Linked DNA regions of Mus musculus: region 2 is linked to region 1. The links are chromatin loops, found by intact Hi-C in ENCODE. Cell type or tissue: left cerebral cortex. All regions are shown on one strand.

Region 1 (8,000 bases):
GCCTCTGGCTGTTCTCTCTCCCTCTCCCTCTCCCTCTCCCTCTCCCTCTCCCTCTCCCTCTCCCTCTCCCTCTCCCTCTCCCTCTCCCTCTCCCTCTCCCTTTCCCTCTCCCTCTCCCTCTCCCTCTCCCTCTCCCTCTCCCTCTCCCTCTCCCTCTCCCTCTCCCTCTCCCTCTCCCTCCCCCCCCCTCTCTCTCTCTCTCTCTCTCTCTCTCTCTCTCTCTCTCTCTCTCGTATTTACAATAAAAGCCTTAGTCATATCAAGGAGCAGTCATGTCAGCAGTTTCTTTACTGTACTTTCTAACATACATGCTATTTCCCCATCTATCTGCTTCCCCAAGAAGAGAAGATTCCCAAAATGGGAAAACAAGGGGCTGCTGCCATTTATCCTTGGAAGCCTTTGCAATCTTAATTTTTTCATGCCTACTTTTTTTTAAAAAAAGATTTATTTATTATTATATGTAAGTACACTGTAGCTGTCTTCAGATGCACCAGAGGAAAGCATCAGATCTCATTACAGATGGTTGTGAGCCACCATGTAGTTGCTGGGATTTGAACTCAGGACCTTTGGAAAAGCAGTCAATGCTCTTAAACACTGAGCCATCTCTCCAGCTCCCATGCATACTTTTAATGATAAGTCTTAAACACTTTAACCTCCCTTCTAGCCCACCACCCACCAAAGGTAGTAGAAAAGAAAAGATATGGGGGAAGTAGACTTGTTTAGAAATGGTTCTTTGGAGCAGACCTCATCTTCGTTGTGAGGAAATCAGCAGTTCAGTTCACAGGTCGGCAGCTGCAGCTCGGTCCACTTGAAAACACTTCATGGATACACCAGCAGTCTAGTTTGGTAGTGTCAGGATAGCAGCAGCAGTGGCATGACCTAGCAGGAACAGCCAGGCCTCAGCCTCCGCATGAGTCAGCAGGAGAGACCAGGGACAATGGGAATGCCAGGAAAAGTTCTCAGCTGTGCCTCTCTCAGTGAAGCAGTGAAGATGCGGGACCAACAAGCATTGCACAGCTAACTCTAGAAGCAAGCAAGCCTAGTTCAGCCTCCATCACTGTCTGAGGAGTCCTATTTAAACTCCCTCCAAACATCACATCCTTCATGGGTCTTGCCTCAGCATGAGTCTTACCTCAGTATGTGAGTCTTTATCCCCTGACATCACTCTGCCAATTGGTCCAGGTCCAAGGAAGCAGCAAGAAGCCACAGCTTATCACCAGAAGTTTTTTTTTGTGCATTTCTCTCTATAGAGTCCACACAATGTAAGGCAAAACAGTCCATGCGTGTTGTTAGCAAAGACTCCTTCATCACGTGTCCTTTCACATGCTTGCTTTAGCAGAACATCCTTCCACCTGTGTCTGCTCCAGCCAAACGTTCCTTCACAAGTCTGCCTTAGCTTTTCACCTGTGTCTGCTTCAGCAAAATGTTTGCCCCAGCAAAACACCATCCAACACAACTGATTTTCCAAAGAACCCTTCAGTTTCCACATCAGGCCTTTCTTGCATTTACCTGCTGCTTCATTCATTCATTTATTCATTCACTCACTCATGCATACATGCATGCATTCATCCAGACAGTTATTGTAAGTGAGGCACATAACTACTGAAGGGATTTTTGGAAATCTATAATTCTCTTGGCTGAAGATGAGATTTAAAGCTTCTCTTCATGTGTTTAAACGCCAGTTCTAGCTAGTTGTAATATTGATAATTTAAAACACAAGTGTTGGCGCATTAATGTATCTATCATACATCTACACATCTGTTAACAACCTGCTAGTAGTAAAACATTTTCTTTCCTCCTTGAATGTCCATTCCCTTTTAATTCCCACATTTATCACAGTTTATGCTTGAAAATCTATAATTAATCCCCTATCATCATTCTAGGCAGTGGTAACCCATACAATACAAACCTAATTGATTTCTATTTATTTCGGCTGTGTGTGTTCTCTCTCTGTGTGAATGTGTGTGCTGTATGTGAATGTGTGTGCTGTGTGTGTATGTATGTGTGTGCATGTGTATGTGCTCTGTATGTGTGCTATGTGTATATAGGTGTGTGTGTGTGAGTACAGGTGTCCACACCCATGCATGCCTGTACAGAGGTCACAGGTTCATGTTCTCTGTTGTTCTCTATTTCAGTTTTTAGACAGAGTCTCTCTCTGAACCTGGAACATGACTTTTTGGCTAGCCTGGATGACTGGCCAGGCCCCAGTCTATCTTTGCCTTTCTATCTCCGGAATTATAAACAAATACAGCCTAATTTAGCTTTTACATGGTTGCTGTGGACCCGAACTCAAGTCCTCTTGTTTATACCCATGACTGACTAAGCCATCTCCCCCAGGCCCAAATTAATTTTTAACTAATCCCTAATTTTCTAATAATTATTTTAAAAAATTCCTAACTTAAGGTTTTATACACAATTTCTCTAGATTGTCGAATTATTTTTAAAAACATAAATGTACTACAACTTTAAACAATGCAGTTATAACTTGAGGAAGACCAGAGACATGGACTTTAAAACACACACACATACACATACACACACACACACATACACACACATACACACACACACACACATACACACACATACACACACACACACATACACACACATACACACACACATACACATACACACACACACACACACACACACACACACACACACACACAGGCAGGCAGGCTGTGAAAGGAGATCCAGCCTTACAGTATCTGCCTAATGGCACATCCCAGGTCAATCTGACTAGGATCTGGGATCCATTGAAATATATCCAGTCTAGCATATCCCAACTGGAAGGCTGCTTCCCTGGGAGCCAAAAGCCCCGGCTTCCTAAGGGTTAGCCACAGCACACGGAGATGCAATGGGACCAGTCAGAAGAAAGGCCTGATAGTGACAGAATGGAGGAACATAGCAAAAGACTTAGAATGGCTAGTGTGTACAGGGCAGAAGGGAAAATTTAGGTAAAGCTTAGCTGGCAGGCTGGCCCTCAAAGACAAGGTGTGGTTGCAGAAAGAAGAAATTGACCTTTGGGGATCGCTGGTCTAAGCTCTGTGAGGTGCATCCTCACTGAGACAAACACCAAACACCACTGGGACCCTCTGTCTCCTTTTGCCTCTAAGCTCTGTGAGGTGCATCCTCACTGAGACAAACACCACTGGGACCCTCTGTCTCCCTTTGCCTCGGTGGCTTGGTTACAGCACAGAGGAATAAAACTTCCCTTCCTTTATCTGCACCTTCAGGTCTCCCCGCAGCACCTTCTACTGGCAGAGCCCAGCATGGAGCCTCAGGCAACTGAGCTCCCCAAGGCTTCAGGACCCAAAAGAACGAGAAAAAGTGGAGTGTGGGTGCCAGGAGAGAAGTTGACACCAGAAGTGCATGTCAAGAGAAAAGTACAGTTAAAGGATTAAGGCATACACAAGAAGGGCAAATGACTTTTACTCGGCCTCTTCTCCAAACGAATAGATGGGAGACTCTGAGTCCTCTGTTTACACCTTGGGATTCAGTGTGAATAAGCAGAAGCTAAATGTTCTTTGCACTGATTCCAGGGAGTCCTGGTTGCCTCTGTGGCTGGCTGGGAGCCCCTGCTAAGGCACTCAAGGAGCAGGAGGGACTCAGGAGGTGAGAGAGAGTTCCTTCCTCCACTTTGGCAGTTGCTCATCCTGACACCAGCTCTGAGCAACAGATTGTCTTCCTTTGGTCGGTGTCCACGAAATGTAGGAAGGCAGGGGGCTGGTAAGAGGAGTGAGCATTCTGACTTTTCATATTTCTGCTGTTTGGAAGCGCAGCGATTGCAGACAGCGCCCAGCTGGCCCACGTGCTCCTCCGCCACTCCCAGCAGTATTCAGCACTGTGGTAAGACAACACTGGAGGGAGAAATTTGTGTCACTGCCAACCAACTGTGATGGGATTATTTCAGAATCATTCTCTGTTGGCTTTCTCAAATGAAACTCTCTGCCCTGTTCTATAAAGCATGCCATTACTCATCTCAGACCGGTTTGAAGGGAGCCTCTGAATGTGTGATGTGCAGACAGGGTCCTGGCCAGGAAGAGACAGTGCCCTATACCCATCACCACTGACTGACTAAATATGTGGGAAAATCTCTCGATCTTCAACGCTTCCTTCACCGTCCTTTTTCTTGCCACACACCACACACTCATAGTGCAGAGACCATGGTTCCAGTCATCAGCCTCAAGGGGAAATATATATGGCTCAGTCCTTGCTATTAAGGGGACAAGAGCATGGGAAATACTTATGAATCTTGTCTGTACAGCTCACATCCATAGCTCGTCTCTAGCAATTCCATTCACATTGACGTTTAAAGCCATCTTTTTATTAGAGTATCAAATATCACTGTATGCAAGTGTGTGTGCCTCTCCAGGTACTTGTGTGGGCCAAAGGTCAATCCCAGGTCACTTTCTCCAGCTGTCCCTACCTTATTTGAGCCAGAGACTCACTGAACCCAGAGCTCACTGTATGGCTTAACTATCTGGTCAGCAAGCCCTAGAGGTACACCTGCCTCCTCCTGCTGCCCCTCAGTGCCGAGGTTGCAGACCTGCCTGTAAGGGCATGCCTGGCTTTTGCATAAGTTTGGGAATCCTGGGTCTTTAGTCACCTCCCATCTTACATAAATATATGTTTATGTATTTACCCTTCCATCAAAACATGACATGTCAAATGTAAGTCCCCCAAACATACCTGTGCTCTTTCTTAGTATCTATCCTTTCACCTACATGCAATCATTATTCTGACTTCTGTCATGGTGAATTTGTCTGTTTATGCACTTCACATAGTAAAGTCTTATAGGATACACTGTATTGCATCTGGCTTCTTTCACTCAACAGTGTTTGTGAGATTCATCCCAAGTAGCTCTCTTTTTTATTTCTGAGTAGTATTTATTCCATGGGTCTTTGGGTGGTTTCCAGTATTGGCTATTGTGATACTTAATTTTGATACCTACTTGAGGGGTCTAGAATTACACAGGAGGCAAGCTTTTCGGTGTGTCTGTGGGGGACTTTTTAGATTATGTTAACTGTGATAAAGACACCTACCTTAAATGTAGGCTCTTTTCCATGGCTGGGGGAACCTATGCTAAATAAAAATGAGAAGCCAGCTAAGCACCAGAATCAATCTTTCTCTGCTTCTTGATGGCCTTAGTTAGGGTTTCTATTGCTGCCATGAAACAACATAATCAAAGCAATTTAGAAAGGAAAGGGTTTATTTGGGTTTGCATTTCCATATGGAAGTCAGGACAGGAACTCAAGCAGGGCTGGAACCTGGAGGCAGGAGCTGACGCAGAGGCCATGGAGGGGTGCTGCTTACTGGCTTGTCCTCATGGTTTGCTCCGCCTGTTTCTTATACAACCCAAGACTATCAGCCAAGGGGCTGCCCCGCCCACAATGGGCCAGGCCCTCCCCAGCAATCACTAATTAAGAAAATACTCTACAGGCTTGCCTACAGACTGAACTTAATGAGACATCTTCTCTCTAGTACAACCAGTTTAAAATTATCCCCAACTAGCTTACCAGAAAAAAAAAAAAAAAAAAAAAAGAGACTCAGACTATGGTTATTTTATTTGGCTTTGACAATTACTGGGGTTGGGGGAGGGTGGTTCCTCAATACTTTTCTAACTGCTGGTCTGGCTACCTCTCCAGCGATGTATCCCAAATACTTGCTGTTTCTCCTGGCCATATGCTCATGGGCCATCTGCCTTCCTGGTGGCTTCCTCCTCTTCTCTCTCTCTCTCTCTCTCTCTCTCTCTCTCTCTCTCTCTCTCTCTCTCTCTTGTTCTTTCTTCTTTTCCTCCTGGTCTCTCCTCACTCCTCTCTCTCCTCCACCTCGATCAGGATCAGGTAAGTCAAACCCCTCTGACTTTTAATCCCTCGAGTTGCGGCTCCCTCCTCTGATGACTCTGACTTGTGTCAAATTGACACAGACTAGAACTAACCAGAACTGCTGTCCATGGCTGTAATAGGAGCAGCTAGCTCTGCCTGAGGCTTCTCCTGCCCTGATGTTCCCTGGAACTGAGTCAAGGCAAACCTGTTCTTCCTTAAGTCACTTTGTCAGTTATTTTGTCACAACAGCTGATCAAGTAACAAAGTCAGCGATTCTGAATGAAGCTTCTGTGGACACTTTTGTGCATTTGGGGTATATATTATACATAACACTTATTACACACATACTTCCTCACCTTGAATATTATATTAACCCAAATATATGAACAAAGCTGTACCATAACTGTAGAAGGAAAAGTTTAATGTGAAAAATGTTTGTAACAGGAGAAGTAAATAAAAAGGGAGGAGTAAAGAAAAATTTAAAGAATGCAGAAAACCCAACAAACAAGCAGACATAAAGAGCAGTCACCCACCCCTGGGGAGCAGAGAGTGAGCAGGAAAGATGCATCTTCTATGGCTGCCTTGGGGCTGAGATACTGATCTTATTGGAAAGTGTATGAGCATGGCTCGCAGACAAGCAGAGAAGTCACTGTGGTACTTACTGCACTGACCAAACCTGTGACTCGGCATGCTTGAGAAAGCCATCATGGGGCAGTGTCTTACTAAGGATACTTAACAACAGAAGTGAATGATGGCACTGACCAAGCTGTGCTTGTAGCCAGGCCCTGCAGAGATGAGAACTATAGAGGCTGAGCATACTGTGGCAGCTGGTCCTCAGGAGAGCCTGCTCCCACTGCAGGGGCTGCACACTGGAAAAGCACAGGGCCTGGCTGGTGAGCACACTATAACTGGAAACCAACTTATTCCGCCACAGTTGTGTCAACAGTCTGTACTGGCCAAACTTCAGGACAGGCTGGAAAAAGTAAAGTATTAAAGGACCAATACTCCTCTCCTCAGAGTAGTCAGAAAGAGTCAACCTGTTGCAGAGAGACAGGAGTAGCTGGTGTGTCAGAGTTACCAAAGAGGTGGCCTTGGTGGATTGTTCAAAGGGTTTTCTCAGTTAACAAAAGTGCACAGCAACAATAAGACTGCCAGTTGCTTTGCTTGCTTGCCAACACTGAAATTTCAGTTTTCCTCATTTTAGACCCTCTGGAAAATAGTTTGCTTTATTGTGGTTTTATTTGACATTTCGCGGATGAGCAAAGGTGTGTGTCATCTTTTCATGTGCTTATTGTGCATTTGGATATTCTCTTTAGTAAAAAGTGTGCTCCAGTCTGCTGTCAGTTTTTTTGTTTTGTTTTTTGTTTTTGTTTTTTTTGGAGGGGGCTGATTATCTGTTTATTGTTCATCTGTAGCCTGTGGACACATAAGAACTAAAAGAATTATCATTGACTATGTAATTCCTCTGATGTCTCTTAAAATCTTTACTCTTTACACTCTCACTCTCCATTGGAATTTAGCCTTAGAATCTCCTCCTTTCGTTTTTTAATGCCTTCAGATGATATCACAGCTCTCTGAAGTGAGGGGGTTCCGCAGCACAGCATAGGAGATGTCAATGGCTCCACTCGGGGCCTTCTTGACCCCAGGCTCCCTTCACTCTCCCACTTAAGAACTGCATTTTGGCCAAGATGATGACACTACTGTTCCTCAGAACTTGTAGGCCTTTGTATCTGTTGGCAGTTTTGTTTAGTAAATCTTCTTCTTCTTCTTCTTCTTCTTCTTCTTCTTCTTCTTCTTCTTCTTCTTCTTCTTCTTCTTCTTCTTCTCCTTCTCCTTCTCCTTCTCCTTCTCCTTCTCCTTCTCCTTCTCCTTCTCCTTCTCCTTCTCCTTCTCCTTCTTCTTCTTCTTCTTCTTCCTCTTCTTTCTTATGATTAGTTCTCGATTGTCTTCAGATCTGTCAAAAATGAAAACCCCTAAGCTCCCTTCAAGAAATTGACCCCCTAAGAATGTGACTAAGGTAGGTCACAGAAAATTCATACTTACATTAGAACTCATGGCAATGCTGACAAAGACAGTGTATTAGTTAGGGTTCTCTAGAGTCACAGAACTTATGAATAGTCTCTATATAGTAAAGGAATTTATCGATGACTTACAGTCTGCAGTCCAATT
Region 2 (8,000 bases), 63 kb before region 1:
CGTTCACGAATACCCTTACCTTAGAAACCAATGCATTTCATAGTATTGTGTGCTGGATAGTAAATTACCTCCAAGATTGCTAGATTTAAGCTTCTATTGGACAGAAATTATTTTCTAGTTCACCAACATGTCCCAAGGGACCAGGGCAGTTTTTTTAGGCGCTAAGTGCTCAATACATCTTTGTTAGTTGAATGAATACAAAGAGAAGGTTGAGCTGTGCACATCAGGCGTATGTGTGGGGGGAGTGGGAATAAAGATGCAGCTAGAATGAGCTGTAAAGAGTTGCAACTGGCCTCTATCAGATATTAATATCCTTCAAGGGGTTATTCTTTTCTCTTAGGGGGAACTGACTCACAGAGAAGTTAGCTGGCAGAGGAATGTAGAAGCAAAGGCAGGACCATTTTAATTGGTAGTCTTGAACTTGACTAGTTCTAAAGATCACTTAATGCTGATGGCCCCAGATTGCAGAAGAAAGTTACTGGAGATGAAATTTTAAAAAATTAACTGTTGCTCTGCCTTATGATTTTTAAAATGATTTATTTATGTTTATTTTTTGTGCATTAATCTTTTGGCTGCATGTACATCTGTGTGAAGGTGTCAGATCACTTGGAGCTGGATTAGAGACGGTTGTACACTGCTATGTGGGTGCTGAGTCACCATTGTGCAGTGGTTTGGGACATTGGCTAATGTTCTAATCTGGACCAAAGGTTCAGAGATAAGAACCCGAGACAGAAGCAATTGGTTTCCCACATAATAATTTTAACCTGTGACAGTCATCAAACCACTAAATACCTCAAAGTCTGTATTAAACATACCTTCAAGGGTTCTGTGAGAGTCCCTGGATTGCAGTGATTGTGTTGTGAAAACCTTTAACAATGATAAGATAAACAGGTAAGCTAATCAAGACAAGAATAGTGGCTGGATGTTTTGGTGCAGCGTGGGAAATATCTGCAACCACCAAGACCAGCAGAGTGTCCACTCATGTGAGGCAGTTCCAGTTCAACAGAACATTTCTAAAGTATAATACCAGGCAGTTTATTTCAGGCATATTGACATAAACACACAATTGAAATAGCACAATTTTGGAAAAAAAAAGTTTTGTGATGATAATTAACTCAATCCCATGTATACAATAAAGCTTAAGACATGATTACACTGAAACTCTTTTCAAAGTACATATGACCTCTTCCATAAGGATGGGTTCTATTGACCAAGAAACAATGCTCAAGATAAGAGTCTAGGGAGGATGGCTGAGGTAAAAACATAAACGTCTGAGGGAGTCAGATGTGGCCTGGCCATAGAGATAGCACAGAGGTCAACAGGCTCTTAACCACCTCTGTTCCATTAGTAAAGTCCATATGACATGTCCCCTAAGGATGGGTTCCATTGATGGGGAAATAATGCTTAAGATAAAGGTCTAGGGAGGAAGAGTCAGAGGTAAACAAAAGGGTCTGGGAGAGTCAAGTATGGCCTGGTCCTATAGATAGCACAGATCGACGGGCTATTAACTACATCCATTCCCAGCCTTATAGACAGAAAACTGGTATATCTCTTCCTTTGAAGGGACAACCCTGTGTGTTTAACATTCTGGTTTCCCCAGTGCTTATCTGTGAACACAAGGACTTCATGCCCTTACAGAGCAGCAGTTCATTTTCATGTTGGCCTTAAAAACAAAGCAAAGCAAAAACAAAACAAAACAACCAAAATTTAGGGCAATGGAAAGATTCTGGTGACATCTTCTGGAAAACTCATGTGTGTAAGCGCATGCTGTGATGGAAACAAAAGAGCTCTCCTGGTAGGGAGAGAGGTCCTGCATCTGACTGGTCCTGGAATTAGCAACTGTTCCTGAAGGCAGTCTGTCTCTCCGCTCCGTTGTCTTTACCTATAACAAGGAATGGGGAACAGAGTTGACTGCCATAAAGTAAGCACACATACAAGCTAATAGTTACACTCTCAGCATTTGTTCTCAGTTTTGTATTTTGATGATATTCAAAGGCAGGTTTTGTAGTCAGGTCTAGCCCCCTAGTGTAATTCTTTGTGTATAAAGAAAATATCTGTGATATTTTTGTCATGGAAAGCGGCATGTACCTCATTAAAATATCCTGAGGACTTCATTCTTAAGACAGTTGAAAAATCAAAGACTAATTACAGAGTTCTTTGTATATTCAGGTCTTCTTAGAAAACAACCATTACTATGGGCAGCTCTTGTGCCCAGGTCCCCATCAGTACGTGTGCCAATATAAATATCAGCTAGCCCCATGGGGGACTGTGGTGAGCCAGTGGTAAATTAAAAAAAAAATGCTCCCTTAAGCTCGTATATTTGAATATTTGGTCCCCATTTAATGGAACTGTTTGGGAAGGGTTTGGAGGTGTGGCCTTGTTGGAGATATGTCACTGGGGATTGGCTTTGAGGTTTTAAAAGTCCACACTAGGCTCAGTGTCTCTCTTTCTTTGTGTGCTGGCTGAAGAGCAGATGTAGAGATCTCAATTACTGCTCCAGCACCGTGCCTGTCTGCTTCCCACCATCGTGGTCATGGACTAATCTCTAAAACTGTAAGCCAACCCCCAATTGAATGCTTTCCTTATAAGAGTTGCCTTGGTCGTGGTGTCTCGTTACAGGAATGGAATGGTAAGTGACTAAGATCTCTCACATCCAGGTCTGCATCAGTATTCTGGCACATGCAGCATGGAATTAAGTGCTAAGGTCTCTATCAGGAGACTGGCCCTTTGTAATGTGGTGTTTTGGGCAGATGGTAGCACCCCCAGTGTCCAGTCTTTCATTTCCCATCATGCTTTGTTAGATGCAGGAACTGTCTCAGTATCTCCATATAGGATCTTGCCTTTCTCCACATAGGCTGACTCTACTCACACAAAAGTTTGAGAATGACTAACAGTGTTTTAAGAAGCTACCTCACTGGGTGGGCAGGGTAAGGGTAGAAGCATCTTAATTCTGCTCCTGCCCCTACCCTACTCCCACAAACACTATCATAGCTTTGCTTGTGGGTGAAAATACAACCTACTTCTGCTTTTAAAAATATGTGGTAAGAGACACGTACCACTAAATGTACCATTTTAACTTCTGGATATACAGTCCAGTGGGATTTACCACATTTACATTGTAAAGCCGCCATCGTCATCCATCTTCAGAGATGTTTCATATTCTCAAACTCTATACCTACTAAAAATGAATTCCCCAGTAATCTAATCTATAATCAATTTCAGTCTCTCTGTTGACTACGGTAGGTAATTCATATAGTTGGAGCTGTGTGCTATTTGTTCCTTTCTGCTTACCTTGTTTCTCTTAAAAATATCTCCAATATTCATACATGTTATAGCATGTTCCCGAATTCCATTCTTTTAAAAGCCTGTATCATGTTCCATTATATGTGTAGGCTGTTGCATATTTTGTCTAGCCATTCCTCTGTCATTGGACTTGTAGATTTTCTACTTTTAGCCGCTGTGGATACCGTTGCTATAAAAATGGTGTGTTATTGTCGTCTCTTAGATGGGGTGTGATGCACCTGGCTTGGTACAGTGCTTGCCTGGGGTATCATGCCCCGGGCTTGGTCCTCCAGCACTATAAACTGAACGTGTTGATGCAGGCCTGTAATCCCAGGTGAAGGTGAAGTTGGAGGCAAGAAGACCAGAAGTTCAAACTCATCTTCCACTACAGAGTGAATTGAGACTAGCTTGGGCTATAAGGAGACCCTGTTTCTACACAAACAAATCTCCAACATTCTAATCTTACTATTATTAGCTATTTCTATCCCAATATCCAGGAACACACTGGGCGGTGGTAAATAATAAATACTTTACACTTGACCTGATTTTTATTTTACCTACTGACTTAGAATAGATGTATGAATTGCTTTACTGCTCCAAATGTCAGTGAGAGAACCACCCTCAACAGGATAGACAATTCTTTTGTCTTTCAAGTGGCTACAGTCCTAGATCATCATCTTTCACGATCAGTGCACTGAGTCCTTCTTCTATATATTTGTTTTTTTCATGCTAGGCATTGAACCTGGGCTCCGACACATGCTAAGCAAGTACTTGACTTCGGGCTTACATCCCCATCCCTACTCTTGTGTATATTTGAAATTTACAAAATAAAATGTTTATTCAAATAATTAAAAACTCAGGCCTGGACACTAATCATGTGACTGAAGGGACCACCCACAAACGTATGCACCCATCTGGGTTTTTTGTTTTTTTTTTTTTTTGTTTTGTTTTTTTTTTTGTTGTTGTTTTTTTTGCATCAAGTTGCTAATTGGGGGTCAACTGCTAACTGTTATGGATTTCATTTTTTTTAGTTATATAATTGTATTCATGATAACCAATGTTTAAGGCCATCTTTTATGCCTATGATATATAAACACATTATCTGACAGATCATTTTTAGAGTCATTTTAGCTTAAGCTTATTTATGAGCATACAAGATAACATTTAAATAGCATTTAAATACCTCCTGTAATGGCATTGCACATTCCCTCAGTGTTACTGAAACCGGTTGCAATTTCTCCTTCCAGATACATAAAGTACTAGAAAAGTAGCCAAAAAAGAGACATGGACTCAACATGGTGCCAAAAATAATAATAGCGCTTGAAATGTTAAACAGTTTCTCAGAGCCCTCCTTGTTCCCCTCCTCCTGCTTCTCCTTGGAGACAAGACTCCCGGCTGGCTTCCTGGTCACATGGTGGGCCATCCTCCTGAGTCAGTAGTGGCAGCTGTTTGAGACGGATATGTGGGGTTCATTGGAACAGGGATGGATGGTGGAATGGAAAGAATGGAGTCTCACCTCAGATCCAAAGCAGGAGAAAGAGAAGTGCTGAGTTAAGGCTGTGAGAGAAAGCTCATTTCTCTTCATGTCTCTGCACAGCTGAGTAAGATGTTCTTGACTGAATGTCTAGTTGGCCTATTTTCTTCATTTTCTTGGTGGCAGATGACAGTCGTCCTGGGGTCTGACACTGTGACTCTCTAAACACAAGGCATGTCCTGTTATGCAGAGTTAAAAGTCAGGAAGGAGGTGTGAACAAGTCGATCACTTCTTCATTAGCACTTTGGGAAGTTCATCAAGACACTTGGTTCCAAGCCAGCTCCCTAAGACAGCTCATAAGGTTAGGGAAAGCTGGCACAGGGACGCCAGTACAACCCTGGAGGAAAAGCCTCCCTAGTCCAGCCAGTGCAACCTCAAACAGCACTGCCCACTTTATCAGTGCTTTCTTTCTTCTCAGAAATATTCTTGATGTTAAGTCCATGTGAGGTCTGTGCTATGCCCAATCAACACTAACACTTATTTTTTGAAATACTAATTTAGAGGAAAGATATAAGATAATGTGCATGTAGCTTGCATCAAATATTCTGCTAAAAAAATAAGCATTATTTCTTATTTATGGTTTTATTCTAGCCAGGAGCACGGCAAACTTCATTGTAAAGAACATATTCATCTATTCAGAAAATGGTGATTTAGTATGTCTTAGTTTCTTTTTCTGTTGCTGTGATAAAACACCCCAGCAAAAGGAATTCAAGAGAAAGGGTTTTTTTTATTTCAACCATCCAGTTTACATTTACAGTGCATCACTGGAAAATCAAGGGAAATCAAAACAGTGGGAGCTTGTGGCAGCTGATCACATCCTAAGTCAGGAAGTGAAGGTGGACAAATGCCTGTGCTCAGGCTAGCCTTCCTCACTGTGTACAGTCCAGGATCCAAACCCAGAGAACAGTGCCACTCACTCAATTCACATAAACAACAATCAACATAGGATCCCTCACAGGTGAGCCTGGAGGCACGAGGGTGATGTTAGATCCCATGAGATTAACAATCCACAGTAGCTATCACAGGCACTGATTTTGGCCAATAGGGATGCAGCCAGCTACAAACAAGACCAGCTTCTGTTCTCAACAAGTGCTAGAGGATAGAAGATATACAACAGTTTGTCAGACTGAGAAATTCCACCTAATTACTAAAGTAAAGCCAGTTTATGGGGACTGGTAGTGATGCTGGGGGGAGGGGGACCTGAGTAACCACAGAGAGCTTCCAGGATAGGCAGGAGACAAGATGGGGGTCTATGGAGAGGCAGGGTGGGAGGTTGGGGGTGGGGCAGGATGGGGCAGGGGTGGGATAACTCCAGACAGAGGGAGCAGGAGTGGAGGAACTCCTGGAAGTACAACACTGGGCTGCACAGCCACACGCACCATGGCCTTCCTTAACATTTCCATTTTCAGGCCATCCAGTACTCCACCGACAATGGGCACAGGGCACAGGGCAAGCAGGGTCTTGATGAGAGAACAAATCCACTGGTGTAAAAGTGTTGAAATGCTAGGTTAGCCAGCCCTGTATCATCACTATTAGATGCCACAGATTTTACCAAAGGAGCCACCTTAGCTTTGGGAAGGAGGTCTTGAACTCCGTGCATTCAAACGCAGGTCTCTAAAGCCCTGCTTATGAGCTGTGATGGCATCTGTCCCACCAGTGACCTGGTTTGTTTCCTTGAAGAGTTCCTTTAGATGTCTATGACGTTGTTCTTCTAGGAAACAGGAAGAGAGTTTGAGACCAGCATACAACTGAACCCAGAACTTTAATGTGCTTCCTGTGCCCAAGGGATGTTTCTACTGTCAGCCTCAGGAGCTATTATTCTGGATTTCCGTTCTGGTCCCAAGAGAGTGTGCTGCCCCACCCTTATCCCCAGCCCTGCCTACACATTGGAGTGATAAGAGTTTAAATTACCTAGACAGTGCCATCTAGTTCTCAACCTAGGACTCTGAGTTCTAGGTTTACGAAGACATAAAACTTCAAGCCCTTAATCTAAATTGAATCACAGCTCTGTGATAGCTAGGACAGGTGTGACTTCCCTGCAATACTCAGCCTGTACTGCCTTCTGGGTGGACACCTCTTGCAAATCAAGGTCATTGCCTCACCTCAGCCACCTGCTGCTCACACCTCTCCATCCTAGGGTAGGACTGTGAAACTCCTTATCAGTCCAAAATCCTTATAAATGGTGCTCAGATGAGAGAGCTTCACTCAGGCATATCCCCTCCAACCGAGACAGAATGGAGAGAGCAGTGACCAAGAAAGTGTCTTCATTCATGCTGATTGGTTAGTGACTGCAATCATTGGGCAAGGTATTTTGGTAAATCATGCAAAATTCCTTAAGTGTATGTAAGTTCAATTTTTACTTCCACTATCATGATAGGCTTGACCTGGAATGGTTGGCAGGGAGGTTATAAACTTAAACTCCTGTGAATGGGAAGTTCTTCAGCCTGGTTTTCACAAACTTTTCTCATATTACAGGCAGGGAACAGAAGATGAGTTGAAGAATCTATTCAGTTCTGTTGACTCAGGTTGACACACTCTGCTGCCAACCCCAGACCCTGTGATTACTCTTATTGGGTTGTTAGTACCACACAATCTATATTTCCCATCAAACATGCTCTCCCGAGAGTCCTCTGGGGACAGATTGAGTCCAGCCAGCATGTCAATAAATAGCATAACGGAATTAACTGACATTTCATTTATCCTTCAATGTTTTTATTTTTTTTCCTCCCAGACATTAGTTCAAAGGATCATAATGTCATAGAGCATCCATCAAAGGGGATAAAAAAAAAAATGAGACAGAACTTATTCTATCTCACACTTTTCAGGCTTATGCAGGGATCCCTGGAGTAAAGCTGGCCATCTCAGAAGTGCTTCTCAGTCTGTCAGTCTACATCTGCAGGCTCAATCTTCTTCTTTTTTTTTTTTAAAAAATGCTTGCTATTAGGAAATATTCTCTAGTGAGCTTATGTGCGCATACCTTGCAAACAAGGAACACGGCTGAGCAGACCTCACCAAAACACTGATTCTTTCCTACAGAGATAGTGGGAAACAAAAATCACAGCAACAACAAGGAAAATAATAAAAAGTATTTAGAGATGATTTCCACCAATTGGGGGCTCCCTGTCTTGTTCACAGGAGCCACAACATTTACATCGGCGTGATCATGATATACAGAGAGACAGTC

The links. A loop is a pair of places that touch in the nucleus more often than their neighbours do. Peaks named below come from ENCODE experiments on the same cell type or tissue, not always from the same donor. Only the 100,000 strongest peaks of a DNase experiment are listed, where the experiment ranks them.
Region 2: it touches region 1 in a loop (5-fold over the local background); 4 of 42 quality-filtered maps call a loop at or near these places.

The regions. Positions count from the first base shown.
Region 1 is chr12:117,435,222-117,443,221 of GRCm38, reverse strand. No RefSeq gene overlaps it. Among named protein-coding and RNA genes, the nearest start is that of Gm31482, 27 kb to the left of the region's middle. In left cerebral cortex, a CTCF peak has its summit at 3,274 (motif pointing left); DNase peaks (open chromatin) are centred at 3,328 and 3,825.
Region 2 is chr12:117,498,026-117,506,025 of GRCm38, reverse strand. Gm31482 (a long non-coding RNA gene) reads right to left here. Exons shown (of 3, transcript XR_382010.2): 2 at 4,799-4,995; 3 at 1,073-1,882. Among named protein-coding and RNA genes, the nearest start is that of Rapgef5, 32 kb to the left of the region's middle. In left cerebral cortex, no CTCF peak of the experiment used is centred here; DNase peaks (open chromatin) are centred at 2,931, 4,656 and 5,049; H3K27ac peaks cover 2,696 bases.